Regions from separate parts of the Homo sapiens genome. Here region 1 is linked to region 2. A link is a loop called in an ENCODE intact Hi-C map of the cell type or tissue named here. Cell type or tissue: heart left ventricle. All regions are shown on one strand. Each heading gives the region's core, and the rest is flanking DNA. Links, peaks and the distances in the headings are about the cores only. Region 1 holds the start of LOC105374359 (a long non-coding RNA gene). Region 2 overlaps OTOP1 (otopetrin 1).

Evidence for each region. Peaks named below come from ENCODE experiments on the same cell type or tissue, not always from the same donor. Only the 100,000 strongest peaks of a DNase experiment are listed, where the experiment ranks them.
Region 1: a loop joins it to region 2, with 14 times the contacts of the local background. A loop is called at or near these places in 4 of 110 quality-filtered maps.

Annotation. Positions count from the first base shown.
Region 1 is chr4:3,978,934-3,994,878 of GRCh38, forward strand. It overlaps LOC105374359 (a long non-coding RNA gene), which reads left to right and starts at 9,639. Exons shown (of 3, transcript XR_925070.3): 1 at 9,639-9,675. In heart left ventricle, for the core only: CTCF peaks have their summits at 6,002 (motif pointing right) and 6,208; no DNase peak of the experiment used is centred there.
Region 2 is chr4:4,174,113-4,190,057 of GRCh38, forward strand. It overlaps OTOP1 (otopetrin 1), which reads right to left. Exons shown (of 6, transcript NM_177998.3): 6 at 14,614-14,861. The coding sequence ends at 14,691. It also overlaps the pseudogene OR7E43P. Among named protein-coding and RNA genes, the nearest start is that of OTOP1, 45 kb to the right of the region's middle. In heart left ventricle, for the core only: a CTCF peak has its summit at 8,938 (motif pointing left); no DNase peak of the experiment used is centred there; H3K27me3 peaks cover 1,772 bases.

The sequences.
Region 1 (15,945 bases), core at 2,615-10,614, 200 kb before region 2:
GTTTGAACAGAGGAGTGTAAAGCAATTCCAGCAGCCGCAGCAGTAGCTGTGACTGCAATAAGACCCATAATCACTGCAATCAGAGTAAAAATGAATCTTTTAGATCTAGTTAGAACTCCTTTTACTAATTCTGTTAAGATATGTACGGATGGAGAAGCCTCCCACGGTCGATCCATGGACACAGGGATCCACACGCCTTCTCTTGCCCTTACTAACAGAATACCATGCTGTCAATCAAAAGTTGAATCAATACAAGTAAACAATCTACAATTTTCACAGATTATAGTTTGGGAATCTGGTTTAATAGCTATGTTTCCTACAACTAGCATATAAGGGGCTTTTACACAACTTTGCAAAGGAATTGTCAGATTGGAATTTAGGTTAATAGTATAATATGGCTTATGATTTCTTGTTCCCATAACTTGATTTCCAGACCAAATTCTAATGTGGTACGTGGCCACAGTGAGCTTCCATAATTCTGGGTGTTCAGGACCAACAACAGGACTGACTAACTTTGGTCGGGGTGATGGAATCCCCTTTTCACCCCATTTCCATGGATAGGGTGTTTCTAGCCTTCTATAAACCTGGTCTAGCCTTTTAGTTAAATCACTATCGTAGGCCAGATTAGTGGGCCAGACAGATGGAGCCTGTGAACATGAGTGGGTCTGGCCCATACAGTCATAATATAATTGGCCTCGAGGGGCCCAGTCTATAATAATTCTGAATTTATTGTTTTGTAGTACCACAGCAGTATCAGCCACACATTATTCCCAAACTAAGACTTCTGGGTCTCTTGATTCTTCTGGAATTTCATCTGGCATGGTTTCCATTTAGGCCTAAATTTTAATGATCTTTGATAGGAAGAATTCTGTGAATTATTCATTTGTGATCGGAGTGACATTCCACTTATCATATGGTAAGTAAATTTACTGGTGGCACTGACAGTAGGTTCTTCTAACAACCAATTTTGGATTGTAGGCATTAAGCATCCTGGTGCTTTTCCCAGGCAAATAGGAGGATAATGATACCCAATGGAAATGTTTATCATCATTCCTTCTTCTTCAGGTTGGGCAGGGCCACGGTCATCTGTGAGGCCTGGTACCCATGCACTGTTATTAACATATACTTCAATAGGATTATCTATCCAAGTGACTGCCCGAATTAAGGGTGGGAAAGGCACATAGGCCCAGTAAGTATAGTTAGCTCTAGCGGCTCCTGCAGACATAGGGAGACTTACCACCGTTGATACAATCATTAAAGCTGCAAGCAGCATATTCTCTGGAGTTTGTGTTACCCTTGTGTTTTCCAGGCTTTTTTCAGCTAACTGTGTCAGCTTCTTTAGCTGGGCCCAGGTCGGTGGCCCCGCTTTCTTGGTGGATGGCAACTTCATCTGTTCTTCTGATATCACCATTTTGTTCACCCTGCGAGTCGATGATGTTCGATTGCGGGTTCTCTGTCTCTGCGGAGGTGCCTTCCCTTGCATCTCTGATGGGTTCATTGTAGAACTTCAAATGTCTAGTGGGTACCCAAACAGGAAGCTGATTTTCTCCTGGTGAAACACAAACAAAACCTCTCCCCCATGTCATCACCTTATCTATTTCCCAAGTTTTGTTTTTGTTGTCTTTCCACCAAATCAGTTTTCCCTCATGTGGGCTGTTCTTTTTACCAGTAAAATGTTATTCTGCAGAAGTAGTGGTCTGATTTCTATATATATTTAAAACATTTAAAATATAGAATGCTAGATTAAGTTGCATCTGGGGAGTGTTATACTCCTTACTGTCTTTTTCCTTTTTTTGTTTAACCAATTGAGCTTTGAGTGTTCTATTAGTTCTTTCAATTATGGCCTGTCCTTGGGAATTATAAAGGATTCCTGTTGTATGTGTAATTTTCCACTGATTTAAGAATTTTTGAAATGCTTTACTACAGTATCCTGGCCTATTATCTGTTTTAATTTTTTCTGGAACTGCCATGACTGCAAAACAAGATAATAAATGTCTTTTAACATGGGAAGTACTTTCTCCTGTCTGGCAGGTTGCCCATATGAAATGTGAATAAGTATCAACTGTCACATGGACAAATGACAGTTTTCCAAATGAAGGTACATGTGTGACGTCCATTTGCCATAATGCATCAGGACATAAACCTCTAGGATTAACTCCTGCCTCTTGAGTGGGCAGGTGTAAGACTTGACACTGAGCACAATGTTGTACAATATTTTTTGCTTGTTTCCATGTGATATCAAATTTGTTTTTTAATCCTGTTGCATTTACATGAGTCAGGGCATGAAGTTCTTGTGCTTCCATGAAGGCAGATGATACTAGCAAGTCAGCTTGTTCATTTGCCTTAGTTAAAGGCCCTGGTAAATTAGTATGTGCTCGGATATGAGCCATATAAAATGGGAAACTTCTTTTTCTTACAGTTTGTTGTAACAATTTAAACAGCTGATTTAACTGATCATCCACACTATATTTGATTAGGGCTGTCTCAACATCCTTTGTAGCCTGTACTACATATGCAGAATCTGAAACAATGTTAATAGGCTGATTAAATTCTTGTAACACTGAAATGACAGCAACCAATTCTGCTCTTTGAGCTGAGTGATATTGAGTTTCAGTGACTCGTTCTTTTGGCCCAGTGTAAGCCGCTTTTCCATTGCTGGAACCATCAGTAAACACCGTCAGAGCATTTTCTGGAGGTTTTTGTCTGGTAATTTTAGGTAAAATCCAAGTAGTCAATTTCAAAAACTGGAAGATTTTTGCTTTTGGGTAATGATTATCAATAATTCCCACAAAATCAGCAATACTAATCTTCCATGCACCAGAATTGATAAAGGCTTGTCTAACCTGTTCCTTATTTAAAGGAACAATGATTTTATCTGGGTCTTTTCCACACAATTTTACTATTCGTAGTCTTGCCTGACCAATTAATGTACCCATTTGATCTAAGTACAATGTAAAAGTCTTAACTGTACTGTGAGGAAGGAATGACCACTCCACTAGATATGTATTGTGAACAATAATGCCTGTTGGAGAATGTGCAGTAGCAAAAATTAAAAGTTGGAGTGGGGCTAAGTGATCTATTTACTTGTGCTGACTGAATTTTTTCTGCAACTAATTCAATTTCTTTAGTTGCCCCTGGAGTTAATGTTCTTTTACTATTTAAGTCTGGATACCCTCTCAAGATAGAGAACAAAGTTGACATGGCGTAAGTACGGATGCCTAGAGTTGGCCAAATCCAATTAATATCTCCTAGCAATTTTTGAAAGTCATTTAATGTTCTTAATGTGTCTTTTCTTACTTCTACTTTTTGTGGTTTAATTTTTCTCTCCTCTACCTGCATTCCCAAATAATGAAAAGGAGTGGAGGTCTGAATCTTATCAGATGCTATTGTCAGGCCTGCGTTTGCAACCTCTGTCTGCAGAAATGTGTAACAGTCAATTAATTTGTCTCTTATTTCTGCAGCACACAAAATATCATCAACATAATGAATGATATAACAGTCTAAAAACTTGTCTCTAACTAGTTGAAGAACTTGAGCTACAAAAGTCTGACAAATAGTTGGACTATTAAGCATTCCCTGAGGCAACACTTTCCAATGAAAGCTGGTGGCTGGTTCTTTAATATTTATGGCTGGTATAGTAAAAGCAAATTTTTCAAAATCCTGTTTTGCCAGAGGAATGGTAAAAAAGCAATCCTTCAGATCAATTATAATTAAAGGCCAATATTTGGGGATCATGGCTGGAGAGGTCAGCCCAAGTTGGAGAGGCCCCATGGGTTGAATTACTGCATTAGCAGCTCTCAAATCAGTTAGCATGCGTCATCTGCCTGATTTTTTCTGAATTACAAACACAGGAGAATTCCAAGGCGAAAATGAAGGCCCAATATGTCCCTTTTCTAATTGTTCTTTTGCCAATAAGTGTAAGGCCTCCAGCTTTTGTTTTGGTAGTGGCCACTGATTTACCCATATAGGCTTTTCTCTTTTCCAAGTTGATGGAATGGGTTTTGGAGGCTCTACAGTGGCCACCCTTAAAAAGGATACCCTAGTCCTTTTCTTTCTGGATTTCCCTTAGCCTCAATTGGAACTTTAATGCCTTCTCCATTTTTCCCTAGTCCATTGCCAGGGAGATATCCCATTTTAGTCGTGATTTTTTGACTCGTGGAGCTGTATAGAGAGACTGGAATAGTAATCTCTGCATGCCACTGTTCTAATAAGTCTTGGCCCCGTAAATTAATTGGAATAGAAGTAATCATAGGCTGAACTGTACTCTCTTGATTATCAGGTCCTAGACGATGTGAAATCCTGGCACTTTGATACACTTCTGAGGCAGTGCCCACAACAACAATTCCTGTAACAGGCTTTTGTTTAGGCCGATTTTTTGGCCATTGATTTAAGGCAATGAGAGAAACATCAGCCCCAGTATCCACTAATCCTTCAAACTGTTTTCCCTGAATAGTAACTGTACACACAGGTCTATTCTCTGAGAGCTGACTAGCCCAATAAACAGCTTTTCCAGCAGGGTTGGTACTTCCAAACCCTCCTGTTCTTTCTGTTTTGCTATCCCCAATTTTAATATAAGGCAAGAGCAGTAATTGAGCAATTCTATCACCTGGATTGGCACTCCAGGGAACAGTAGAGCTGATCACTAACTGAATTTCCCCTTTATAATCTGAGTCAATTACCCCAGTATGAATTTGAACTCCTTTCAAATTTAGACTAGATCTTCCTAAAATAAGGCCTAACATCCCTTCTGGCAGCGGGCCATATACCCCTGTAGGAGTCTTTTGCGGGGGCTCTCCAGGGAGTAAAGAAATCATTTGAGTAGAACATAAATCTACTGCAGTGCTGCCTGCTGTGGCAGGGGATAATTGTTGTATTGTTGTAATTGGCTGATTTCCTGAAATGGTGGTATTACTGTGGGGGTTGTTGTCCCTGAAAACCCTGAGGAACAAATGACTGAATCGGGAATGCCCCACTTTGTTGCGGGGCCTGGGGCTGGCCCCTCTTCCCATTTCCCAACAATGGCTGTCCATTTTTATCAAATTTAGAACGACATTCCTTAGCCCAATATTTTCCTTTTCCACATCTTGGACACAGGCCAGGTGGCTCTTTTTTTTTTTTTGCTCTGTGTATTTAAGCCTGGGCAATTCTTTTTTAGATGTCCGATTTGACCACAATTATAACATTTTTCCCCAAATGTTTTAACTTGTCCTCCTAAAGCAACCCCTGTAATTGCTTGAGCCAATAACATTGCCTTACGCATAGCTCCTCCAATCCCATCACAAGCCTTCACATATTCTGTAATTACATCAACTCCTGCTGAAACCTTTCCTCTTAATGGCTTTATGGCTGATTGACACTCTGGATTTGCATTTTGATAAGCTATTATTTCCACAGTAACTTTTCGGGCGTTATTATCTGCAATGGATTTTTGAGCTGCATCTTGCAACCTTGCCACAAAGTCTGGATATGGATCTTTAGAGCCTTGTCTGATTGAACTAAAAGCAGAGCAGGAGGTTCCTGGGTCCTGAATCTTTTCCCAGGCCCTGAGGCAAATAGCCCTTAGTTGTTCAGTAGCCTCATTTTGCATTACTGATTGTTGGTTAGTAGTGCCCCAATTTGGACCTGTTCCTAGTAATTGGTCTGCATCTATATAAGCAACAGGATTAGTAGCCTGATTTTTTCATACCTGTTGTTGTACCCCATCAATCCACCAGGTTTTAAACTGTAGATACTGAGAGGGTGAAAGGGAAGATTTAGCCAAAATTTCCCAATTATAAGGAATAAGTCTATTTCCATGAGCAATGGAATCTAATAATGTTCTCATATAAGGAGAGTTAGGTCCATATTGTTTAACTCCTTCCTTCATATCTTTTAACATTTTTGTGGTGAAAGATTCATATCTGGTCTCAGTTCAGACAGACGCTCCTGCTTGACTCCCTTTCCCGGCCGGCATTGTTTGTAACATTCCCGGATATTGCCATGCCTCAAGATCTCCCTGTTTTCTGGCTGTAGCAATGGTCTCATGCAGTGCACTATCTTGTCCACTAGGTGGTACTGTAAGATCAAACGCCATCGCCGTGGGTTGTTGATATAGTGCCTTGCTATTTGGCACAGGACGCACTGCCTGAGATCCATACTGAACCTCTGGAGACGGCGGATACTGAAATACGGCTGGCGGCTGGTGTTGATAAACTACCGATGGTTGGGTTTATTTTCTACTGGCTGGTATTGCGGATACTGTGCCTGGATTGGCATTTGAGATTGTGACATCACAGGCATCTGAACCGCGGGAGAAGGGGTTGGTGGCCATCGTGGTCTAAACTCTGATGGCCCAAATAATTCTGGACCTCCTTCCCCCAATTTTGATGATTCAGGATATATTACCTCCTGTAATTGATTATAGTCAACATTTTGCATTGACCGAACCATTACAGGCTCTACTGCAGTTTTACAATGTGAACTTTCCATTCCTTTCTTAAAGTCTGTTCCTGCCTCTTCTTCACAATCTATTACACAGCTTTCAGGGGCATCAAAGACTGAAACGCTGTCTTCTTCTATTTGAAATGGTTCTAAAGTTGCTTTAATAATGGCCCAATCATTCCATGCTGTAAGTGGGATGATCTTACCTTCCCTAGTTGCTTGTTTTAGTTCTTTGCCAATTTTTCCCAATCTTTTAAATCTAAAATTCCCTGTTCTGGAAACCATGGGCAGAATTGTTCTATTGCTTGAAATAGCGTAACTAGATTTTCTGTAGAAACTTTAACTCCCCCTCTTCTTAAGAGAATTTTAATGAAGCTGAGATAAGAAGCATATTTACTTTCAGTTTGCCCCATTGTTACCCTGGATTCCTCCGAGCGCACAAGCTAACCTCAAGGCTGACTGTGGATGTACTCGGGAATCTCTCGTTGGCTGTCCTCAATGCTCACGTTCTTAAGGTACCTTCACCCTAGAGAAGGGCCCCACATTGGGCACCAGATGAAGGGATGGCCTGCCCCTCCACACCTGTGGGTATTTCTAGTCGGGTGGGATGAGAGACGGAGAAAATAAATAAGACACGAAGTATAGAGAAACAACAGTGGGCCCAGGGGACCGGCACTCAGCACACCAAGGACCTGCACAGGCACCGGCCTCTGAGTTCCCTCAGTTTTTATTGATTATGATTTTCATTATTTCAGCAAAAATAAATGTAGTAGGAGAGCAGGGTGATAATAAGGAGGTCAACAAAAAACATGTGAGCAAAAGAATCTATATCATAAATAAGTTCAAGGGAAGGTACTATGCCTGAACGTGCACGTAGGCCAGATTTATGTGTCTCTCCACTCAAACATCTCAGTGGTGTAAAGAATAACAAGGCAGCATTGCTGCAAACATGTCTCACCTCCTGCCACAGGGCAGCTTTTCTCCTATCTCAGAGTTGAACAAATGTACAATCGGGTTTTACACTGAGACATTCAGTTCCCAGGGGCAAGCAGGAGACAGTGGCCTTCCTCCATCTCAACTGCAAGAGGCTTTCCTCTTTTACTAATCCACCTCAGCACAGACCCTTTACGGGTATCGGGCTGGGGGACAGTCAGGTCTTTCTCATCCCATGAGGCCATATTTCAGACTATCACATGGGGAGAAACCTTGGACAATACCTTGCTCTCAAGGGCAGAGGTCGCTGCGGCTTTCCACAGTGTATTGTGCCCCTGGTTTGTTGAGACTAGAGAATGGCGATGACTTTTACCAAGTATACTGCTTGTAAACATTTTGTTAACAAGGCATGTCCTGCACAGCCCTAGATCCCTTAAACCTTGATTTCATACAACACATGTTTTTGTGAGCTCCAGGTTGGGTCAAAGTGGCTGGGGCAAAGCAACAAATTAACAACATCTAAGCAAAGCAATTGTTTAAAGTACAGGTCCTTTTCAAAATGGAGTCTCTTATGTCTTCCCTTTCTACATAGACACTGTGACAGTCTGATCTCTCTTTTCCCTACACAAATAAAGAACCCAGTAACTTTTCTCATTGCTCAGGAGATTGAAGGGCTAGGAAGAAAAGATGTTAAGTTATAAACATGTTTCAGTTTTGTTACCACTTGAACCAATTTATGTTTTGAAGAGGAAAGAGTCTTGCCTACAAAGTCAGCCCCTGGGTTTTCCTTCTGCTTATGGAATCCAGGCAATGGGCAAAGAGAAAAAGAAAACCAAGGAATCAGCCAGATGCAGTGGCTCATGCTTGTAATCTTGGCACTTTGGGAGGCTGAGGCAGGTGGACTTCTTGAGTCCAGGAGTTCAAGACCAGCCTGGCCCACATAGTGAGACCCCGTTTCTACAAAAAATACAAAAAGTTGCTGAGCATGGTGGCATGCACCTGTAGTCCCAGTTACTTGGGAGGCTGAGGTGGGAGAACTACTTCAGCCCAGGAGGTTGAGGCTGCAGTGAGCCATGATCGTGCCTCTATTCTCCAGCCTGGGTGACAGAGTGACGCCCTGTCTCAAAAGAAAACAAAAAAGATAAGAAAAAGAAAACTAGGGAATCTGGACAGAATAAGTTTATATATATAATAAAGAACTGAGATAGAACTGGGTTGACTGAATAATTATTTGAATTGCTTTTGAGTGAATTTTTCCTATTGGAGTCTACCTTTGTTTTTGTGTGTGTGTTTGTGTGTGCCCTTTTTTTTTTTTTTTGGTTTAGTTTTGTCTTTGTGTTTTTTTGAGACTGGGCCTTGCTCTGTTGCCCAGGCTGCTGGAGTGCGGTGGCACGATCTCAGCTCACTGCAACCTCTGACTCCTGGGTTCAAGCAATTCTTCTGCCTCAGCCTCCCCAGAAGCTGGGACTACTGGGCATGTACCACCAAGCCCAGCTAATTTTTGTATTTTTAGTTGAGATGGGGTTTCACCATGTTGGCCAGGCCTGGTCTTGAACTCCTGGGCTCAAGTGATCCGCCTGCCTCAGCCTCCCAAAGTGCTGGGATTACAGGTGTGAGCCCCTGCACCCAGCTAGAGCCTACCTTTCTTTGAATTCATTGCAGTGCAAAGACTGGGACATGTGGAACTCCAGGTGTATATGGGTTATGTAGAGACGCTAGGGGCTGATTAAGGAAGGAAAGATATGAGAAGCCTGCAGAGCATGCTTTCCCAGACTGTATGGGCCCTGGGAAAGGAGAAGTGGACAGAAAGGGAACACTAGGTGCCCTGGAAGAGAAGATTCATCCAAGTCATCAGGGAAGTTACTAAAGCAAGGTAAAAAATGCAGAGACGGGGACAAACACGCTTCTCCCAAGTCCTTTCTGTCCGCTCAGTCACCTCTATGCTTACTTTTCTTTCCTGTAAGTAGTGTCATGCGTTTTCTTCCCATTCCTAGTCACTCCTAGTCAACTAACTCCTCTCTTTACCATCTTTTCATCAGAACTTGAATCCTCCTCTCCTTTATGTATTAGTGATCATGTTTCTCCGTAATACTGCTAGAAACAAGAATTGAAACCTGGAAAACCTGCATTTGAGAACCAGATCTGCCTCTGCTAGCTATTTGAGAAGTGATTTTGTTCCATTCTTTTTGTTGTTGTCGAAACAGGGTGTCATTCTGTCGCCCAGGCTGGAGTGCAGTGGTTCAATCTTGGCTCACTGCAGCCTCAACCTCCTGGGCTCAAGCAATCCTTCCGCATCAGCCTCCTGAGTAGCTGAGACTACAGGTGTGTGCCACCACAGCTGGCTAATTTTTAATGGTTTTTTTTTGTTTACTTATTTTTTTTTTGTAGAGATGGGGTCTTCAGTGCCCCATTGCTCAAACCTCTAGGGGAGCATGCAGACAGGCAGCGAGCCCCATGGCAGTGTCCAGGGGTGAATGTTTATAGTTGAAGCACCAGTGGGCGTGTGTTACAGGGTGTTCTTTTAGTTTAGCCATCTGTAGGTAGCTTGTGTTAGTCGGCTCAATTAGACCTCCGCCTTATTGCAAGGACAGAGGGCTCTCTTTGTCCTGGGGTTCTTGCCTTGGTGTACCGAAAGTGGTGCAATCTCAGCTCACTGCAAGCTCCGCCTTCCGGGTTCATGCCATTCTCCTGCCTCAGCCTCCCGAGTAGCTGGGACTCCAGGCACCCACCACCACGCCCGGCTAATTTTTTTGTATTTTTAGTAGAGATGGGGTTTCACTGTGTTAGCCAGGATGGTCTGGATCTCCTGACCTCGTGATCTGCCCGCCTCGGCCTCCCAAAGTGCTGGAATTACAGGCGTGAGAGCGCAAGGTTTTATTGAGTGGAAGTATCTCTCAGCAGATGGGGGAGCCAGAAGGGAGGTGGTTTACCCCTGGATTCGGGCGAGTGGCCTGACTCTTCTCTGACTGTCCCAGCCAAACTGCGTTGTTCTGCAGTCAGTGGCCTGCGGTGTGCCGGTGCCCATTGGTGCGTTCCTCTTGATGTCCAGCGCCCTTGTGTTCCTCCGCTGATGTGCTCCTCTCGAAGTCCAGCTGCCTGTGTGTCTGCCTGCTAGGGTCTCAGGGTTTTTATAGGCACAGAATGGGGGTGTGGCAGCCAGGGTGGTCTTGGGAAATGCAACATTTGGGCGGGAAAACAAAAATCCCTGTCCTCACCTAGGTCCATGGGCACAGGCCCTGTGGTGAAGCCCTAGCCAGGGACCACACCCTCCTCTACCCAGTACTTCCCTTCCTCACTTCCATATCATTTAAAGGGACCACATTCTTCCCTTCCGAGCACTTCCCTTCTGTATCACAAAGTGCTGGGATTATAGGCATGAGCCACTGGTCCCAGCCAATTCCGTTCTTTTAATGCAAAGTAGAAAATTGGTGTTCAGAAAGGCCTGCCCTATCCACCTCAGGGAGTTGCTATGAAGATCAAATTAGATCATGTGCAACAGAAGTTTAGAAAAGATTCCAAAAGCACTGTGCAACGAGAATGTATTTTTAAACTCCACTGAGTGGACTTAAAACTATGTTTTTTTTTTCTTTCTTTCTTTCTTTTTTTTGTTTGAGACAGAGTTTCACTCTTGTTTCCTAGGCTGGAGTGCAACGATGCCATCTTGGCTTACTGCAACCTCTGCCTCCCAGGTTCAAGTGGTTCTCTGCCTCAGCCACACGAGTAGCTGGGATTACAGGCGCTCACCACCATGTCTGGCTAATTTCTTTCTTTCTTTTGTTTTTGTCTTTTTAGTAGAGATGGGGTTTCATGTTGTTGGCCAGGCTGGTCTCAAACCCCTGACCTTAGGTGATCCACCCACCTTGGCCTCCGAGAGTGCTGGGATTAAGGCTTGAGCCACCGCACCCCACCTGTGTTTCTTTTTTAAGCAAGAAAACAAATGTCTCTCCCCAGCGCTCACTAAACAAATCCCTCTGTTTTTCTTTCCATAGGATTCTTATCCTTCTTGCCCCACTGCAAACAATCTATTTTCTTTTGGCCCTTCCGTCCATCTGTGAAAGGGTCAGGCTTTCTAGCTAACCCTTCATCAAATATTTTTGATGACCACAGTCAAGACAGTACTTATTATTTTTTTTTGAGACAGAGTTTCGCTCTTGTTGCCCAGGCTGGAGTGCAATGGCGCAATCTCGGCTCACTGCAACTTCTGCCTCCAGGGTTCAAGTGATTCTCTTGCCTCAGCCTCCCAAGTAGCTGGGATTACAGGTGCACAACACCACGCCCATCTAATTTTTGTATTTTTAGTAGAGATGGGGTTTCTCCATGTTGGTCAGGTTGGTCTCGAACTCCTGACCTCAGGTGATCTACCCACCTCTGCCTCCCAAAGTGCTGGGATTACAGGGGTGAGCCACCCTGACTGGCCAAGACAGTGCTTATTAATGCCTGAGATGCATTCAGGAGCACATGAGCTGGCTGTGACTGTTCTAACAAAGTTCCCCAAATGGGTGGCTCAGGACAACAGAAAGTCATTCTCTCCAGTTCCAGAAGCTTGGTGTCTGAAACGGGCAGGGCCGTGCTCCCTCTGAAGGCTCTAGGGATGAATCCTTCCTTGCCTCTTCTGGCTTCTGGTGGTTGCTGGCAATCCTTGGCTTGTGGCCACATCATTCCATTCTCTTCCTTCATTCTCACGTGGCCTTCTCCCCTGTGTGTCTCTGTCTCTTCTTATCTTTCCATGAGGATGCCATTATTACTGGATTTAAGGTCCACGCTATTCCAATATGACCTCTTTGTAATTAGATCTGCAGTGACCCTATTTTCTTTTCTTTTTTTTTGAGATGGAGCCTTGCTCTGTTGCCCAGGCTGGAGTTCAGTGACACAATCTCAGCTCGCTGCAACTCTGCCTCCTGGGTTCAAGTGATTCTTCAGCCTCAGCCTCCAAAGTAGCTGGGATTACAGGTGCATGCCACCATGCCTAGCTAATGTTTGTGTTTTTAGTAGAGACAGGGTTTTGCCATGCTAGCCAGGCTGGTCTTGAACTCCTGACCTCAAGTGATCCTCCTGCCTCAGCCTCCCAAAGTGTTAAGACTACAAGCATGAGCCACCATGTCTTGCCCCTATTTTCTAATAAGGCCACATTCTGGGATTCCTGGTGAATGTGAATTTTTGGAGGACAGTATTCAGTCTGGCAAAAGGCAGAACATCCTCATTTTCTTCCCTACCTCAGAAATAAGGAAGTTAACTTCGACCCCTCGGAGAGAGAGAGAGGCTTCCTGAGCTTCCAACTATCAATTATCCAAATATTAGTCACAGAAGAGCACTAAGGGTTGTGCACAGCACGTGGCCAGCCCGTTCTCAGAGTCTGTCAAGTTTAAGGTGAACGCTAATCCTGAATGAGTTTTAAAATGTATTTGGCATATCCTGGTCATTGTAAAATATTCTCACATTGTGATGGCTGGGGCTTCCCTCTCAGGTGTAATCTACGAAGTCAGAGGTGACACAGCCTGGGTGAGGTGGGCCAAGCTGGGAACTGGGTTAGGAGGGAGGCTGGGGAATGATCTCCAAGGTCTCAGATCCCAAACTGGCTTTAGCCTGATTCATCCAGAGGGATCTCATAAAAAACGCACATTCCGGGGCCCAACCCAGACCTAATGAATCAGAATTACCTGGGAAGAAGCCTGGGGAGCTCTGTTTTCAGAAGCAGCCCAGCCGAATCCTACGGTCAGACAGGGCTAGGAAACCGAGCTCAGTCTAGGGCGGTAGTTCCCAAACTCATCTGTGCTTCAAAAAATACAGATGCTGATGTCCAGGCATGGTGGCTCATGCCTATAATCCCAGCAGTTTGGGAGGCTGAGGCGGGAGTATCGCTTGAGCTCAGGAGTTTGAGACGAGCCTGGAGAACATAGGGAGATACTGTCTCTATAAAAAATTTAAAAATTAGCCAGGCGTGGTGGTGCCCGCCTGTGATCCCAGCTACCGTGGAGGTTGAAGTGGTAGTGTTGCTTGAGCCCAGGAGTTGGAGGCTGTAGTGAGCTATGATTGTGCCACTGCACTCCAGCCTGGGTAACAGAGCGAGGCCCTGTCTCAAAAACAAAACAAAACAAAAAACGGATGCTATGTCCCATTCCGGAGGTTAGGGTTCAATTGTTCTTCGGTGTGGCCTGGGTTTTGGAAGACTTAAAAAAAAATCCCAGGTGACCCTAAAGTGTAGATGAGTTTGGAAACCACACATTTAAGGCACACTTGAATGGGGGAGCAGTGAGGTGGCGCGGGCTAGCCGGCCAGAACCCAGGGGTGGGGCAGTAGGAACCAGCATTGCAGAGGCCATTGAGGCTGGGAAGCATAGTGTCTGGGGCCCATAACAATGCTTGGACATGAATGCTTTAGACCCAAGACAATTGGCTGCTAAATGTGCAAACTGCAAGGCTGAAATGAACGCATGTTTAATGCTTTACAACACTGTCAAGGGATCAGCTGCAACTCCGTTCTGAGGGCGTGATGCCTGAGATATGCCTGTAATGGGGGTGGATTTTAATGAATTTAATATGGTGTGGAGTCGGGCCTTCAAGAGTAAAGAGGTCAGTTCTAAGTTGGTTGCAGGGGTCTGGGCAAAGGTCTTAAAACCCCATGGTGAGCAGATGGCCAATCCTGAACACCCCAATTTTAAAACAGGGCTTTTTTTCCAAGAGACTTTTTGAAAATAGCTCCTATTTTGAGGGGAGGAACCCTGGCAGGAGAGAGCGAGAGTTAAGCCCAGCTGAGAGGGGGTTGGCAGGCAGGGGACTGCCTGGTCCTCACTGAAGCTTGATACTCAGGGTGAGCTTCCTAAACCAATGCAGATTTGCTGGCCCACTGAGCCTCCCAGATGAGAACCTGCATTTCAACAAGGTCCTCGGTGCAGCAAAGTTTGAGATATACTGGGCTAGAACACCCAGGGGACACAAAGGTTCTCTGAAAACTAAGGAAAATAGGCAGGGTGTGGTGGCTCATGCCTGTAATCCTTGTATTTTGGGATGCCAAGGCGGGCGGATCACCTGAGATCAGGAGTTCGAGACCAGCCTTGATCAACATGGTGAAACACCATCTCTACAAAAAATACAAAAATTAGCTGGGTGCGGCTGGGCACAGTGGCTCATGCCTGTAATCCTTGATTACAGTAATGCCTACTTTGGTAGGCTGAGGCGGGCAGATCATGAGGTCAGGAGATCGAGACCATCCTGGCTAACACGGTGAAACCCTGCCTCTACTAAAAATACAAAAAAATTAGCCGGGCGTGGTGGCAGGTGCCTTTAGTCCCAACTACTCGGGAGGCTGAGGGAGGAGAATGGCATGAACCTGGGAGGTGGAGCTTGCAGTGAGCCGAGATTGCACCACTGCACCGCAGCCTGGGCAACAGAGCCAGACTCGGTCTCAAAAAAAAAAAAAAAAATTATCTGGGTGAAGTGGCAGGTACCTGTAGTCCTAGCCACTTGGGGGGCTGAGACAGGAGAATAGATTGATCCTGGGAGACGGAAGTTGCAGTGGCCCGAGATCGCACCACTGCACTCCAGTCTGGTGGCAGAGTGAGACTCCATCTAAAAAAAATAATAAATAAATAAATAAAAAATAAAAATAAATACTGGGCTAGAAGACCCAGGAGACCCGAACATTCTCTCAAAACTAAGGAAAATAATCTAGGTCACAAATATATTCTCTTTCTCCTTCTCCCCATTGCCCCCCTTCACCAGGAATCTTTATAGACTCAAATCGAGTTGATGTTCTATAATCAATTCTAGTCACTTTTATTTATATTTATTTATTTTAGAGATGGGGGTCTCCCTATGTTGCTCAGGCTGGTCTCAAATTCCTGGGCTCAAGTGATCCACCCACATCGGTCTCCCAAAGTGCTGGGATTACAGGCATCAGCCACTGCACCTGGCCGTCACTTTTATTTTTGATGTTCAAATTATAAGCTAATGCCTGTGAGACCATAGATTCTTTTTATGCACTCAATACATTTTTGTGTTTACCTTACATTTGTATTATGGACAAATTCTGTTTTTTCCACTTGTTTCTATTTGATAATGAAGCCCTCTGTGCCTATCACCAGCCTCAGCCGCCATCATCTCATTACCAAGCTGGGTTATTTTGAAGCAAACATCTTCTAATATTTAGCCGGCGTTCAAATTTCCCTAACCATCCTAAATGAATGTTTAGAATAGTTGTTTTATTGGAAACAAGGTCAAAACAAGTACATTTTACATTTTTAGGCCAGTCTTGAAAGTAAGTGTAAAACCTTGTGTGGGGTAGGAGGTGGGACTAGCCTCTCAAGGTGGGGCCAGGATACCAGACCCAATTGAGGACTAGCTAAGACAGATTCCACAATGAATAACACCAGGAGGTGGGAATATTAAGGTCTATTGTGAAGGATGGCTACCACAATTATTTGATCAACTAGTTATCAACCCTGACTGCAGCTGAGAGAGATTTGTTTCCGCTTTTTTTTTTTTTTTTTTTCAGAGACAGGGTCTTGCTATGTTGCCCAGGCTGGACTCAAACTCCCGGGCTCAAGTGATTCTTCTGCCTCAGCCTCCTGAGAGCTGAGGCTACAGGTGTGTGCCA
Region 2 (15,945 bases), core at 4,200-12,199:
CTACTTTAGGGAGATATTGCTTCTAATATCACAGTGGGTGTACCCCACGTGTGTGTACTCTGTGACAGTATATTCTATATCCTAGGGAGGTATTACTCGTAATGTCACAGTGGGTGTTCACCCTGTGATATCATTCTTGTTTGACCTTGCTGCCTTTTTTAACCCACACTACAAAAGGAATGGAACAGATAAGAAGGTCTTGAGATTAGACCGTGCTGCCGTGCGGCTGCCGCAGGACACTTTTAATATCCCTGTTTCTCAGGCTGTAGATGGAGGGGTTCAGCATGGGGGTGACCATCTTGTACATCAGTGAGGCCACTGCAGCCTTTCTCAGGGAAGATGACACATCTGAACTGAGGTACCCTCCAATGCCTGTTCCATAAAATCAGCAAAAAACTGACAGGTGAGACCCACAGGTGGAGAAGGTTTATACTTCCCACCTGATGACGAAACCCTCAGAATGGAGGAAACAATTTTAGAGTAAGAGAAAAGGGTCCCCGAGATGGGAAGGAAACCAAATACGGCAGCAGGGAAATACATGATGATGTTATTGGTGAAGGTGTCACAACATGCAAGATGGGGGAGTTGAGAAGGATCACAGAAGAAATTAGGAATTTCCACATCCTTGAAGCAGGTCATTTGTAAGGCAATCATGTTGTGCAGCTGGGCGTCTAAAAGACCGAGAAAAAAAAAAGACAACAAAAGTAAGAAGCCACAGAAACACGGGTTCATGATGGCTGAATGATATAGAGGGTGACAGATGGCTACAAACCGGACATAGGCCATCACATTCAGGAGCATGTGTCTCTTCCATGCCTCCAAAAATGGCAAAGAGAGACATCTGAGTCAGGCAGCCTGCATAGGAGATGACTGCTGTGAGATTGGATGTCCACAACCATCTTGGGGACCGTGGGGGAGGGGAAACCGATGTCAGGCAAGGACAGGTTGGAGAGGAAGAAGTACATGGAAGTGTGGAGGTGGGAGTCAGGGCTGACGGCCAGGATGATGAGCAGGTTCCCCAGCACCGTGACCAGGCACATGGACAGGAACAGCCCAGCAAGGACCGGCTGCAGTTCTGGATCCTCTGAGAGTTTGAGGAGGAGGAATCGAGAGACATCCGTTACATTCTGTGGGTCTGTAGAGTTTGGACACCTTTTGCCTAGAAAAGAGGGTTGAAAAATCGGAAACAAGTAAACCAACACCCAGCATTGTGTCTGCATTTTGGATAGAAGCAATTCACAAGTCATGTTTTCAGATTTCAGAGCAATCCACTCAGCAATATTTTGCAGTTCTGACAAACTCAATTGTCTTCTCATGCTTTCTTCATTGATTTCTGTGCTATTCACTTGCTGTACACACCTGCCTTAGAGACACTAGATTCAAGAATGTTCCAAGAACCAGATCATCATATCTAACAAATTCGTAATTGCTAGAAAATACAGCCTATGTTTTCCGAAGAAAAATATGTAATGAAACCGTTCTCTTCACTTTAAGAAAATGGTTATCCTAATTAAAGGAAATTAAGAACTCAAATATTTTATTTGATTCGAAAAGATTGATACAAATTCCCTTGATGTAGAACATTTGTAAACACTGTATAACAGCTGAGACCATGCCATCTGGAAATGAAATGAAAGTTGATAGTTCCTCAGCAGAAAATAGTTCCACATGCCAGTTAGGTCCTAGTGATTTCGTCATTACGTTTTCTGACTTTTCTCTTTCAAGAGAGTAATTGCTTCCTCCAATCTGTGGGTCTTGTTTTAAAATTCATGGAAGCTATAACTCCTGTCCTTAGCTTAGGTGGACTTGGAGTTCTCATCAGAAAGTTTGGCCGGACGCCGTGGCTCACGCCTGTGATCCCAGCACTTTGGGAGGCGGAAGAGGGCAGATCACGTGGTCAGGAGATCAAGACCATCCTGGCCAACATGGTGAAACCCTGCCTCTATTAAAAATACCAAAACGTCACCCGGTATGGTGGCATGCGCCTGTAGTCCCAGCTACTCAGGAGGCTGAGGCAAGAGAATGGCTTGAACCTGGGAGGCAGAGGCTACAGTGAGCCGACATCACACCACTGCACTCCAGCCTGGGCAACAAGAGCAAAACTCCGTCTCAAAAAACAAACAACAAAAAGAATCAAGTAAGTCGAAGTCACACGGATGACAGCCAATTTTTGTGAACCAAGGAAGCGTCAATTCAATAATTCACATCGATTGTTACTTTTGCTATCTCCTATGTGCCAAGCAAGATATCGGCTCTGGGGAATCAGAAACAAAAGAGACTCACTTGTTCCTCACAATACTCAGTACTTACTGAGATAAGGACAAAATAAAATGTCCTGTCTGGAATGCAGGGAAACCAGAACTTTGGCTCAGGGGATATTTCTGTTGAATTGTGTGGAGTTGAAGCTTAAAATATTAACGAATGTATCTAAAATTCACTTTGCCTTGACTTTATGCATCCATCACATAGAGATCACGCAGCGGGCACCCACGATCTGTTTAATCATCGCTCGCTTCCATTGGATCAACTAGAAATCAACTCAGATGAGAGTGCTGAGTCCAGGCTGGAGTGCAGTGCAGTGATCTCGGCTCACTGCAACCTCCGCATCCCAGGTTCAAGCTATTCTCTTGCCTCAGCCTGCCCAGTAGCTGAGAATACAGGCGCTCGCCACTACACCCAGCTCATTTTTTTCTGTTTTTAGTAGAGACGGGGTTTCACCATGTTGGCCAGGCTTGTCTTGAACACCTGACCTTGTGATTCGCCTGCCTCAGCCTCCCAAAGTGCTGGGATTACAGGCGTGAGCCACCGCGCCCAGCTTCAAAATGTTTTAAGCAGAGCTCAGAGGTCTTAACCACAGGCACATCAGAGGAGCATTTTTGAACTGGTTTCCAGCTTCCTCAATAGGAATGGAAGCCAAACTCCGAATTGATGACTCCTTTGAGGAAGTCGAGAGCTGTAAGGAAAGCCAGGAACAGGGGCAAGGGAGAGATGCGTCCCGAATGATCCTGTGCCAATTCTTTCTGGAATCTTTGACACAGTGATTGTGGCACCCACTGGTCTAGCTGTGGTCTCCAAGGAACCCCCAAAGGGAAGGGCACAGTGAGCAGGGGCATCGTCCTGAGTGACAAGGATTTGAGAGGGCAGGTTGGATGCAGGGAGAGGACTGGCCAAATGCCATGTGTCTGGCCTTAGACTGCCTGGTTCAAGTTGGACTTCACCCTTTTTGACTTCAAGATCTGGTGCAAGTTCTATGAAAATGCGTTGCTCCTTTTCTTGTCTGTAAAATCATCATGAAATGTGCACTCATAACTGGGAGACTACGCAGATGAAATGAAACAAGCTGCATAGAGCACAGAGCTCAGAGCCTGTCCTTTAGGAAGCCCTCAGTTAAGGGTTCATGATGCCATGGTGTCTGTCATGATCCTCTATCCTCATCATCACCTTCATCATCTTTTTGTTGTTCTGAGGGAACAGTTTAGAGGGACTCATTCCCTGCTATCATGGGTGAGATGTCTATGAAAAGGACAACCAGTGGGAGAGGAAAGCAAAATTTTAAAGAAGATTTCTGAGAGAGACCCCCCACCACAACCAAGAACAGAATCTCCACACTCTGCTGAGCTAACAGTTTGCACATTGGTCTCCTCCCATCTGCCCACCACACTCTCCTGTTTGTCCTGAGGAGGAGGAAACCAAACAAGGCTCCCGACCATCCCTCAGCACTCACTGAACCGCCCTTCCCCTCGGCTGGGCCATGACCACGGAGAACAGGTCCACTGTCCTCCCTGCGGGGTGCACGTTGGAGGCTCAGACTCCATCCTCAAGGCTGGCAAGAAGACAGGGTGAGACAGAAGCCTCCTGATACAGGTGATGGGTGTGGAGCCCACAGTACTGGAATCTCACACTGCAGGGCTGGAGGCACAGACTGACTATTTACTATTCTATGGCCTGGGGGGCTCAAGGCACAGAGCTCCTCATTAGCCAAAGTCACCCATGTTCCCCAAACTCTAAGGATTTCCTCAATATTGCATGAAGAACAAGAGAAAAGTGAGTGTCCATAGAAGCTTTGGGGTTCTTCCTCTCATCAGGAGAAAGTTTGTGTGGATTATTCGCTTCCTTCTTTTCTTTTTAAAGATCCAACTGCTTTCATTTTCAGCTTTTATGATGGGAAAATATACCACGTATAAATATTAAAAATTATAAATATATTTTATTTCATATAGAATGGCCAGTATCAACATTGACAATTTCCACTATTTCTCAGTTTACAGTTTAATCACATTAAGTACATTCACATTGTTTAGCAACCATCGCTGCCGTCATCTCCAGAACAGTTTTATCTTTCAAAATGGAAATTACGCCCATTAACCAAACTCTCCGTTCCTCTCTCTCGCCCACCCCTGGGGGCCACCATTCTATTTAGCAACTCTATGAGTTTAACTACTCTAGACCCTTGATATAAGTGGAATTATACTGTGTTTAATTTTTTTTGTTGCTGTTGTTTTGGAGACAGAGTCGTTCTCTGTCACCCAGGCTGGAGTGCAGTGGCCTGGTCTCGGCTCACTGCAACCTCCACATTGTGGGTTCAGGTGATTCTTGTGTCTCAGTCTCCCGAGTAGGTGGGATTACAGGCGTGTGCCACCACGCCTAGCTAATTTTTGTATTTTTAATAGAGATGAGCTTTCCCCATATTGGCCAGGCTGGTCGCGAAATCCTGACCTTAAGTGATCCGCCTGCCTCAGCCTCCCAAAGTGCTGGGGTTACAGGTGCAAGCCACTGAGCCTGGCTGTGTTTATCCTTTTGGGATTTATTTATTTCACTGACGATAATGTCTTCAAAGTTCATCCGTGTTGCAGCCTGTGTCAGAAGTGCCTGTCTGGTTTTTCGGGGGTTTTTTTGTTTGTTTGTTTGTTTGATTTTGTTTTGTTTTGTGCTTACATGGATTCTCACTCTGTCGCACAGGCTGGAGTGCAGTGGCACAATCTGGGCTCACTGCAACCTCCGCCTCCCGGGTTCAAGCGATTCTTGTGCCTCAGCCTCCCGAGTAGCAGGGACTATAGGCACACGCCACCACACTCGTCTAATTTTGTGCATTTTCAGTAGAGACAGGGTTTCACCAAGATGGCCAGGCTGGTCTTGAATTCCTGACCTCAGGTGATCCACCCACCTCGGTCTTCCAAGATGCTGGGATTCCAGGCGTGAGCCACCGCACCGGCCAGAAGTGCCTGCCTTTTGAAGGCCGAATAGTCTTCCACTGTATGAAGGAACTGCAGTGTGCTTTTTCATTCATCTGTCCACGAACCCTTGGGTTGCTTCCACATTTTGGCTGTCGTGAATAATGCTGCTATGAATATGGCTGTACAGATATCTCTTCCACTCCTGGCTTCTAATTCTTTTTGGTAGGTACCCACAAGTGCATCTGTGAGATCATCTGATAATTCTGTTTCTACTTTTTCCAGTACACGCCATACTCTTTTCCCTGTTCCTTCACGATTTTGCATTCCCTCCAGTCATATTCGAGCATTCCTACTTCCCTCTAGTTTCACCAATGCTTGTTTGTTTATCATATCCTTCCTAACTTGTGGTATCACATTCTTGGTTTGATTTGTGCTTCCCTATGATTAGTGATTTTGAACATCATTTTCGATGCTTATTGGCCATTGCTATATCTTCTTTAGGGACACGGCTACTCGAGTCTTCTGACCATGGTTAATGGGATGCTTTGGGTTTCTTGTTGTTTAGCTCTAGCTGTTCTTTACATAGGATGGATATCAGCCTCTTTCCAGATAGATGATTTGCAAATACTTTTCCTAATCCGTGGGTTATCTTTTCAATCAATTCACAGTGTTTTTTGATGCACAAAAGTTCCTGTCATTTAGATGTAATCCAAGGAATCTAATTTTCTCTTGTTGCCTATGCTTTTGGTGTCAGATCCCAGAAAGCATTGCCCAATCTGATGTCATGAAAGTGTGACCAATGTTTTCTTTTAGGCATAGTATACTTTTAGCGCTTGGGATTAGGTCTTTGATCCAGTTTGTGTTAATTTTTGCACCTGGTGTGACATAGGGTCCACCTTCATTCTTCTGCATGTGGAAATCAAGTTTCTCCAACACCATTTCTTGAAAAGGCTGCTTTTCCACCAATGAACTTTCTTAGCACTCAGGTTAAAAGTCATTTGAGCATATAGGTGAGAAGTTATTTCTGGGCTCCAAAACAAGCAAACAACGACAGATGACAGATAAGGATACAGCATGGGCCGGGCACGGTTGCTCATGCCTGTAATCCCAGCACTTTGGGAGGCCGAGGCGGGTGGATCACCTGAGGTCAGGAGTTCAAGACCAGCCTGACCAATAGGGTGAAACCCCCATCTCTACTAGAAATACAACATTAGCTGGGCGTGCTGGGGCATGCCTGTAATCCCAGCTGCTCGGGAGGTGCAGGCAGGAGAATCGCTTGAACCCAGGAGGCAGAGGTTGCGGTGAGCCAAGATTGCACCATTACACTCCAGCCTGGGCAACACGAGTGAAACTCCATCTCAAAAAAAAAAAAAAAAAAGAAAGAAAGCAGCACGATTTCAAGAACAGAAAGAGAATAGCTTACAAACCAGCATAATGAGAAAGTTAGGAAGCTTCTTACCAAAGCATCTGGAAATATGCAAGAAATTCTTGTGAACTAAAATTTTCATACTGTGCTATCAAACACTAGAACTCACTTATTCCATCTTTCTGTATTTTGGGACCCAATTATCCACTTCTCTTCCTTCCCCATCCCACCCGTTTTCTTCCTAGTGAAAAGCCTTTTCAAGTATAAAGGAAAACCACCTTTATACTTTCCGCCTTCTTGAGATTCCTTTTGTGTGTAGGTGTGTGATGGAGTCTCTTTCTGTTGCCCAGGTGGGAGTATACAGGCACAATCCGGGCTCAATGCAACTTCCACCTTCCGAGTTCAAGCACTTCTTGGGCCTCAGCCCTCTGAGTAGCTGAGACTACAGGCACCTGTCACCACGCCGGGTTAATTGTTTGTGTTTTCAGGAGAGACGGGGTTTCACCATGTTGGCCAGGTGGGTCTTGAACTCCTGGCCTCAAGTGATCCGTGTGACTCGGCCTCCCAAAGTGCTGGGATTACAGGCCTGAACCACCACACCTGGCCAAGATTTTCTTGTTTGTTCCTACATATAAGTGAGGACATGAAATATTTGTCATTCTGTGCCTGGCTTGTTTCACTTACAATACACACCTGCAATCTCATCCATTTTGTCTGCAGTGGAGAGGATTTTAATCGTTTTTAGGCTGAATAATACTTCATTGTGTGTGTATACCACAGTTTCTTAATTGAAACCAATTTCTAAAAAGCAAATATTTTTAAAATGTCCCGGAATGTGAAACTTCAGGGATACTGTGCCCATTTTATTCTTTTCTATTTCCCATTTTATGTATATGCAAGTGTAAAACAAAGCAGCAATCAATGTGTGTCTAAATGTATAACTTCGACAAACGTAAAATGAAAATGCTAAGTGGTGGCTGGGCGCGGTCTCTCACGCCTGTAATCCCACCACTTTGGGAGGTGGAAGTGGGCAGATCACCTGAGGTCGGGAGTTCAAGACCAGCCTGACCAATATGGAGAAACACTGTCTCTAGTAAAGATACAAAAAAAAAAAAAAAAATTAGCCGGGCGTGGTAGCCCATGCCTGTAATCCCAGCTACTTGGAAGGCTGACACAGGAGAATCGCTTGAATACGGGAGGCAGAGGTTGCAGTGAGCCGAGATCATGCCATTGCACTCCAGCCTGGGCAACAAGAGTGAAACTCTGCCTCAACACACACAAAAAGAAAAAAGAAAAGAAAAAGAAAAAAATAGGAAATGCTAAACGGTAAGAAAAAACAGCATAATAAACGTTTGTGTAGTGTTGATGGACAATGCATTTGAAAATCATATTTGAAGATATATTACTATTAACTTCTGTTCTTACTCATTGGAGCTTGATTCCTCTAAAAATTTCATCATTGGAACCACCTCTGGTGCTTAAAAACAAAAAACAAACAAAAAAAAAACCCACATACTCACACACGTGCAAGGAAATCAGAATTTCATGTAACGAGACCCAGGCCTCATCGTTTGTAAGCTCCGCAGGTGATTTCACTCAAAGCCAAGATTGAGGACGGGTGACGCGGATCTCTACACACAACCTGCCTAAACAGACTCTCTAGAAGCAGTTTATAAAGAAATTCCACGTGAACTCCGGGAGAGGATATGAATTTGATGTACAGTATGTCCTCACTTAACATCTTTGAAAGTCTCTTGGAAACTTGACCTTTCAGCAAAATTCTGTATACTGAAACGTTTTTAGCAGGTGACTTGATTTGATTTACATTTTTCAGACATGTAGCTTCACTATCATGGTTATGGTGGTCCGTGTGTTACTAACATTGCTGAAACCACCATGCCAGAATTACCCTCCCATTTGTGGGTTAAAACACTGTGCCCATCTCTCCCTCCCCAGAGTCCTCTTGGTGGCTACTCTTAGGAGGAACTAACATCGCCTACATTCCCCCATCACACCCAGCACAAGTGCCCTCCCAGCCAGCTTCCCCAGCCTCCCCCACCCAACTCAGTCCCACTCACACCCAGCATGCCAGGGACTCTCCCATCAGGGGAACACCCTGTAACCCCCAAGTTCCTCCAAAGCCTCTTGAGAGGGACCAGAGTGCCCTGCAGGGAGTGGGTCCTGGTGGGTCCGGTGGAGGGAACGTCCTTGCTGGAACTGGCTGGGTCTTAGCCGGGAAGTGGTGACAGGTATCTCTCACATACGCTACGGGAACCCAGCGCAGCCAATGGAGTCCAATCAGCACACCTTGCGCCCACCCATTCGTTTGGTACCTTGAGGCCACTGCCCACCCTCCAGGTACCCCGGTCTCAAGCTTGCCCTGAAGTTCAGGGAAAGGCGCTGGCGCCCCCTGCTGGTTGCGCTCTCCCATAGCAGGGCTCACATTTTTGGAGAAAGAAACCAGCTGTTAGCAGCTTTCACTCTTCACCATGTTAAGCAAAGTGCAGCATTTTATAACTGGATGAAAAGCCAGATATTCTGTCAGCTGACTAGATTGTTCTGTACGCATATCCCTGAGCTATTGTTTGAAGGATATTTTTACTGAGTTGACTTTCTTCATAAGATGATATGACTAATGAAAAGAAAAGGCAATGGAGTTTTTAAAACCGGCATGAGGAACCAAATGCTGCCACTGACTAGCTATGTACATGTGATCCAAAGGTTCCCTCTGTTCAAACAAAATAACAGTGCTTACCTAACCAGGTCATCTGTGAGCTGGGACTTCACAGGCAGGCGTGGAGGGAGATGGATGCGAGAAGGGCTTCGTTAGCTGAGAGGGTCGTGCAACTGGAAGGTAATAGCAAGCATTTTCCAGTTGGAACTTTTGGCCGACATTTGTGGTGGGGAGACAAACAGGTCTAATTTGCCTCCCGCGCATGGGCAGGTAGGAAGATGCTGGTGGGTTTGGTTCGACAGTCTTGTGGAAGGGGTGCTTTTTTAATGCACACTCAGGCACCATGGGAGCCTGTTGTCACCCTGGATATCTGGCTCCGTGCCCGTGCCCTTCCACCCTGCCTCGACAAGAGTCATGGCACCCAAAATAAATGAGTTCAAATCTGAGTTTCACAGGCTCAGGGAAGAACCCAAGCTACCAAATGCACAGGCCCCTCCTGTATACGGTTACAGCAGGTAAGGGAATAACTTACTCAGTGCAAGCTGCTACAATAAAACAGCACAAGCTGAGTGGCTAATCAACAACAGGCATTTATTTCTCACAGGTCTGGAGGCTGGAAGCCCAAGATCAGGGTGCCAGTGCTGGCATGGTCGGGTTCTGGTGAGGGCCCTCTTCCGGGTCACAGACAGCTGTCTTCTCATTGCATCCTCATATGACAGAAAAGAAGTGCACAAGCTCTCTGGCCCCCTCTTACAGGTGCTAATCCCATTCACAAGGGTCCTACCATCATGACCTCATTACCTCCCAAAGACCCCACCTCCAAATACCACCACATTGCCATTAAGCTTCAATATATGAATTTAAGGGGGAAACAAACATCCAGTCCATTGCAGGTTGTCCTGATAATATGTGTGCCCGGGGCATTGTCCCCACAGCAAATAGCGACATTGGAAGGCAAACCAATGTCAGGTTTCCTAATGTGCACAGAGGCGTCCGTGGAAGAGTGAGTCCGGTGATCTTACCAGCTAATTGCATTGAGCTACCCCACCTTGGGGATTTACCTGCCAAGGAGAACAGAACACCACTGGCTTTGACACCCATCTCTCAACAATGATGGATGAATGCTGGAAATTTACCTGCTTGGGTAGCTGTGTCTAAGTTCATCTTCCTTGTATGGACTTTCTTTTTTTCTTGCTCTCAAATACTTGTATTATGAAATATCTCATTTAAAGTTTCTTTAAAATACATTAAAAGTATATTTAAAGAGTACGTTTTAAGAGTGCAGAGAAAACATAATGAATACCTCTTTGCTTAAGAAAAAGTATTTCAGACACAGCATGAAATCAGTTGCTGGTTCCAAGCCCCTCCCCTTCTCACTACGCTGAACTTGGCGTGCATTCTTTCTTCAGGTGTGTTTGTAATCTTACTGCATATGGACATATCCCCCAGCAATATCAGGGATTGTTTTGCTTGTTCCTAGACATCATATTAATGGTATCATACCAATTATATGCCTGCGCTACTTAATGTTTCATTCAACATTGTTTTGGGGGACTATCCATGTTGATACCTGAATTCTCTTGTGTTCATTTTTTCCTTTTGTGAAATAGTCCATCATGGAAATAGTCCCTGGTGTGCCTATCTGCACTCCTAATTGACAGGCATTTAGGCTGTTTTCCATTTTCCTAATTACAAGTGATGCTGAGTGCACATTCCTGAACACAGGTGTGAGGCTGTCTCTGGAGCACATGCCAAGGAACAGAATTCTTAGCTCATAAGGAATGTGTACCTCCAGCCTTAGTCAATATTGCCAATTGCTGTCCAATCTGATTTTATTCATTTACGCTCCCACTAGCAGTATATATGGGTCTTTCTTTCACTTCTTGCCAACTCTTGCCAGTCTAATGAATGGGAAGTAGTAACTCATTATTATTTCAATTTGTATTCCGTGTATTAATCCCTGAGACCTTAACACTTGTGTATTGCACATTCTGGTTCCTCTTTGGCAAATTGCCTTGGCATTAAGATAGTAAATTTTCCTTGCCACCTAGGCTGGTTGAATCAGGATGCTTAATTACTTAGAGGTAAAAAGCACCTGGCTGAAATAGCCATCCCTGAGGCTGCCTGTTGAGGATAAGAGATGCTTCATCCATCTTTAGATCCTTTCTTGGAAACGCTGAGCGCAGCCAGCCATGCAGGCTTTTCCAAGCTCTGATGCTGCCATGTGTCCACAATAGCATCCCCACAACCTGGATCCATCATTCCCAGCATAATGATGGCTCCTTTTCTTCTCCTTGGCAGAGCCCAAAACCCAAAGCTGAGGCCTCAGGGCTGTTCTAATGTGCTTAGAATGGGGGTAAAGGTAATGCCAACCAAAATGAGGAAACCGGTATTCCCACTCAGTCACTGCTGAGTCAGCGTAAATCACTCCAGAGGACAGTTTGTCACTGACCTCAAAGACTCAATTACAAAGATGATCACCATAGCATTGTTTACAGTAGCACCAAAAAAAAGGAACCACCTAAATATCTCTAAATGTCCAACATCACGGTTTGAAAAAATAAGGAATGGTACATCCTTCCATGGAGTGTACTTTAAAGCCACCCAAAATCATACTGCACATGGATATACAATGTCAAGGAAACTTGCTCAGGAGTCCTAGCTTGTGGTCCATGGACTCCCAAGGAGATGCTTCTCAAAGGGAATTGGCATCCCCTGAGATACTCATGAAAGTGCAGACTTCCGGGCCCCCCTCCAGACTGAATCTGAACTTCCATATTGGAGGGCAGGAATCCTACCAAGTTCCCCAGATGAGTCTCAGGCACACTAAAGCCAGAGCGTCGATGCCTGGGACCCAAAACAGGGAAGAAGCACTCTGGTGTATCAAGAGGAAAAAAGCAAGTTACATACAAACGCAGTATATATAAAAACCACCCCCTTCATGTGGGTGTGGGTGTATGCATACTTTTGAAAAAAAAAAAAATTATCAGCTGGTTGCAGTGGCTCACGTCTGTAATCCCAGCACTTTGGGAGGCCAAGGTGGGTGGATCACCTGAGGTCAGGAGTTCGAGGCCAGCCTGGCCAACATGGTAAAACCCTGTCTGTACTAAAAATACAAAAATTAGCTGGGCGTGGTGGTAGGCATCTGTAATCCCAGTTACTTCGGAGGCTGAGGCAGGAGAGTCGCTTGAACCCAGGAGGCGGTGGTTACAGTGAACCAAGGTCATGCCATTGCACTCCAGCCTGGGCAACAAGAGTGAAAGTCCGTCTCAAAAAAATAAAAATAAATATATATATATAATTTTTTTTAATTTTTATTTTTTAGAGACAGGGTCCTGCTGTGTCACCCAAGCTAGAATGCAGTGGCACGATCTTGGCTCACTACCCAATCTCAAACTCCTGGGCTCAAGTGATCCTCTCCACTCAGCCTCATGAGTAGCTGGGACTACAGGCATACTCCACCGCAAATGGGTTTTTTGTTTTGTTTTGTTTTGTTTTTTGTACAGACAGGGTCTCACTATGTTTGTGTTCCCTGGCTGGTCTTAAACTCTTGGCCTCAAGCGATCCTTCCGCGTCAGCCTCCCAAAGTATTGGGATTACAGGTGTGAGCCACCACGCCCAGCCTGTGTGCATGTACTAATACTTAACAGCAGTTACCTCTAGATTACCTCAGCACCATTGACAATCAGCCCAAAGACTCTTTGTGGTGGGGCTGTCCTGTATGTTGTAGGGTGTTAGCCGTATCCATGGGTGCAGTAGTGTAACAATCAAAAATGTGTTTGGTAGCACGAAAGCGCAACTATAGTTAACAATAATTTATTGTATATTTTAGAGTAACAAACATAGTGAAATTACGTTGTTCCTAACACAAAAAAAGATATATACTTTAGGGTATGAATATCTCAGTCACCCTGATTTGATTATTACTTATTATATGTTTATATCAAAATATCACATGTACCCTGTAAGTATGTACAAATATTATGCATAATTTAGATTTATTTTAATTTTAATAAAAAATAAATATTAAAAAATGTCCTCAGATATTGCTAAATGTCCCCTCAAGGAACAAGGTCCCCAGGTGGAGAACCGATTCTCTAGATGGGACATGTATAGATGATGTTTTCCTTTGTTTTTTAGTATATATGCCTATTTTTTAGTTTTTTCTAAAATAAGTGTACTTTAGTCATATTAAAAAAAACTTTGTATTTATTACTGTCCCATTGCCTGCACTGTCTGAAAAAAATACACTCAAATGAAAACATATTCACTTTAATACTTACAGTAAGAAAATTAATTTTATTATTATTTTAAAATAGCTATGGAAAAACTATACAAAGTCCTCCCAAATGTCAATATTCCTTAGGCACCTTTGAAATATTTATAATCTTAATCTTTGGGCTAGGCATCCTAATTGTAATTTCATATCTTAAAGAAGCAATTCTAAATATAGGAAATGCTTCACAAATATGGTTGATTTTTCAGAGTTACTTATAAAAGCAAAAAGTTATAAACACTGTAAAACCAACCATAGGAAACTATGTTAATTAAGGTACATTCACTTGATAGACTATCATACAGCATTAAAATGATATTTATAAAGAATTTATAACAATATGGGGGCAAGGTTTATGCCATATTGTTAAGTGGGAAAATAACTGAATACAAAATCAAATATGTTACATCATCATTCAAAGGTATAATAATGACAATAAAAAGAATCTCATCAACATGGTTGGAAGAAATACACCAAGATATTAAAAGTAATTGTTAATTGAACAATGGCATCATAGGTGACTTTTTCTCTCTACTTTTCTGAAATATCCAAATTTTTTACAATAAACATGTAAGTGTTTACAGTGAAAGAGAGAATAGTGAAATTTCCTTTTAAAAATACTTGAAAATGATCACAAAAATGTGTCAACATTTCAGGTAAGAAATATGTTTTTATATTGGTCTGTACACAAATTTCTATCCAGATGATAAAAATAACTTCAAGAAATTAAACCTATTCAGAAACAATATAAACTCATTGTGATTGTGTCTAAATTCATAGGCTTTGAGAAGGATAAATTTTTAAAGTGTAAATTACTATGCAGGTGGTCAGGAAAAGGTTGTATGGAGTCACATGATAAATGACACAAAGAAAATGCTTTTTATGAAAAACAAACTGGATAGATTTTTTCCCAAGCCAGAATCACATTCTTCTAAATCATTTAGAAGGAAATAAAATAATTTGGGCTTGATTAGCATTTAACTAACCAAGGACAGATTCCAGCCACCTCATGGATTTTGATCTAACTTGTTTACATTCATCAGGGGTGATGGGCAGTTCCAGCCCACAGGAAGCACAATCTTTGCAGACAAAAGGTGGCCCTTCTCATATTTGTCAGGCAATATTTGCCCAACCTGGCCACTCCTAGTTGGCTCCAATGAACTCTTGTTAGCTCACTCCTAGGTCTCTTGTGGACCCAGACTATATCTTACAATAGACCTCAAAGAGGGAGGCAGCTGCGTGCATTCGATAGAAAATAGAAAAAGGCATGGCCAGGTTGACCACAATTATCCAGGGTTCAAAGCCAAAGACAATCTCCTCCAATCCATTGTCATACTCAGGTCGACAGCCAAAGGCGGGAGGTATCCAAAGCTGCAAGAGAAGAGAAAATGGCATGTGGTGGGGAGCAGCTTCCAAGCCACCACGGAGGCCCCACTCAAGTCCCAGGCCTCATGGGAGCTGAACCTAATGCACAGGGACTGAGTCACCCCTGACAGAACAATAAGGAGACCTCATGGCATTTCCCATCTCCACAGAAACCACCAAATCCATGTCTGCCATGATCCTGCTCACTTCCTCAACCACCCTTCCCTGCAATCCATCCTGAATGAGCACTTTCTGAACCCATCCAACTCTTTCCATCCCTACAGCCCTCGCCCAGCCTCGGTTTCCTCATTTGAAAGATGGGAATTCTAACACGTGTCTGAGAGGGCTTAGATGAGAATTAAGTTTGCAAAACTGAAAGCAATGACTTTTGTTTGTGTTGTTCACGGAACCTACACACTGTTCCCTGCTTCTCAGACTCTTTTGTGTCCCAGTTCTCTCCCCCTGTGCCACCTCTTGAGTTGTCAGGCTCCTCACTCCCGCTTCCGGCTGTAGCCTTCTTCAGCTTCCTCCACTCCCTGGCTGTGGCAGGCAGCCTCTAGGATGACCCTCACTGATCCCCAGCTCCTGCAGTCACCCCCTTGTGGAGTCCCCACCCCTTGAGTGTGGGATGCACCTAACGACTCACTTCCAACTCACAAAATTTGGCAAAAGACACAGGAAGTCACTTCTGAAATTAGGTTGCAAAAGGACCTGCTATCCCTCTTGCTCATCTTCTCCTGTAAGACAGGTGGCAGAGCTGCCATGCTGTGAAGCACCCTATGCGGCAAGGGGCCCAGGGAGTACTCCCGTCAACAGCCAGCAAGGAACTCAGACCCTCAGTCCAACAAGCCACAGCTGAATCCTGCCAACAGTCACATGAGTAGATTTGGAAACAAATCCTCTGCCACCTCTCGCAAAGTCAAGCCTTGAAATGAATGCAGCCCCAGCCAACAGTTTCAGCCTGGGAATGGCCCTGTGCAGAGACTCTCAGCTAAAACTGTAGTTGGATTCATAAGTCAGAGAAACTATGAAATCATAAATGTACTTTGTTTTAAGTTGCTGAGTATTGGGGTGGTCTCTTCCATAGCAA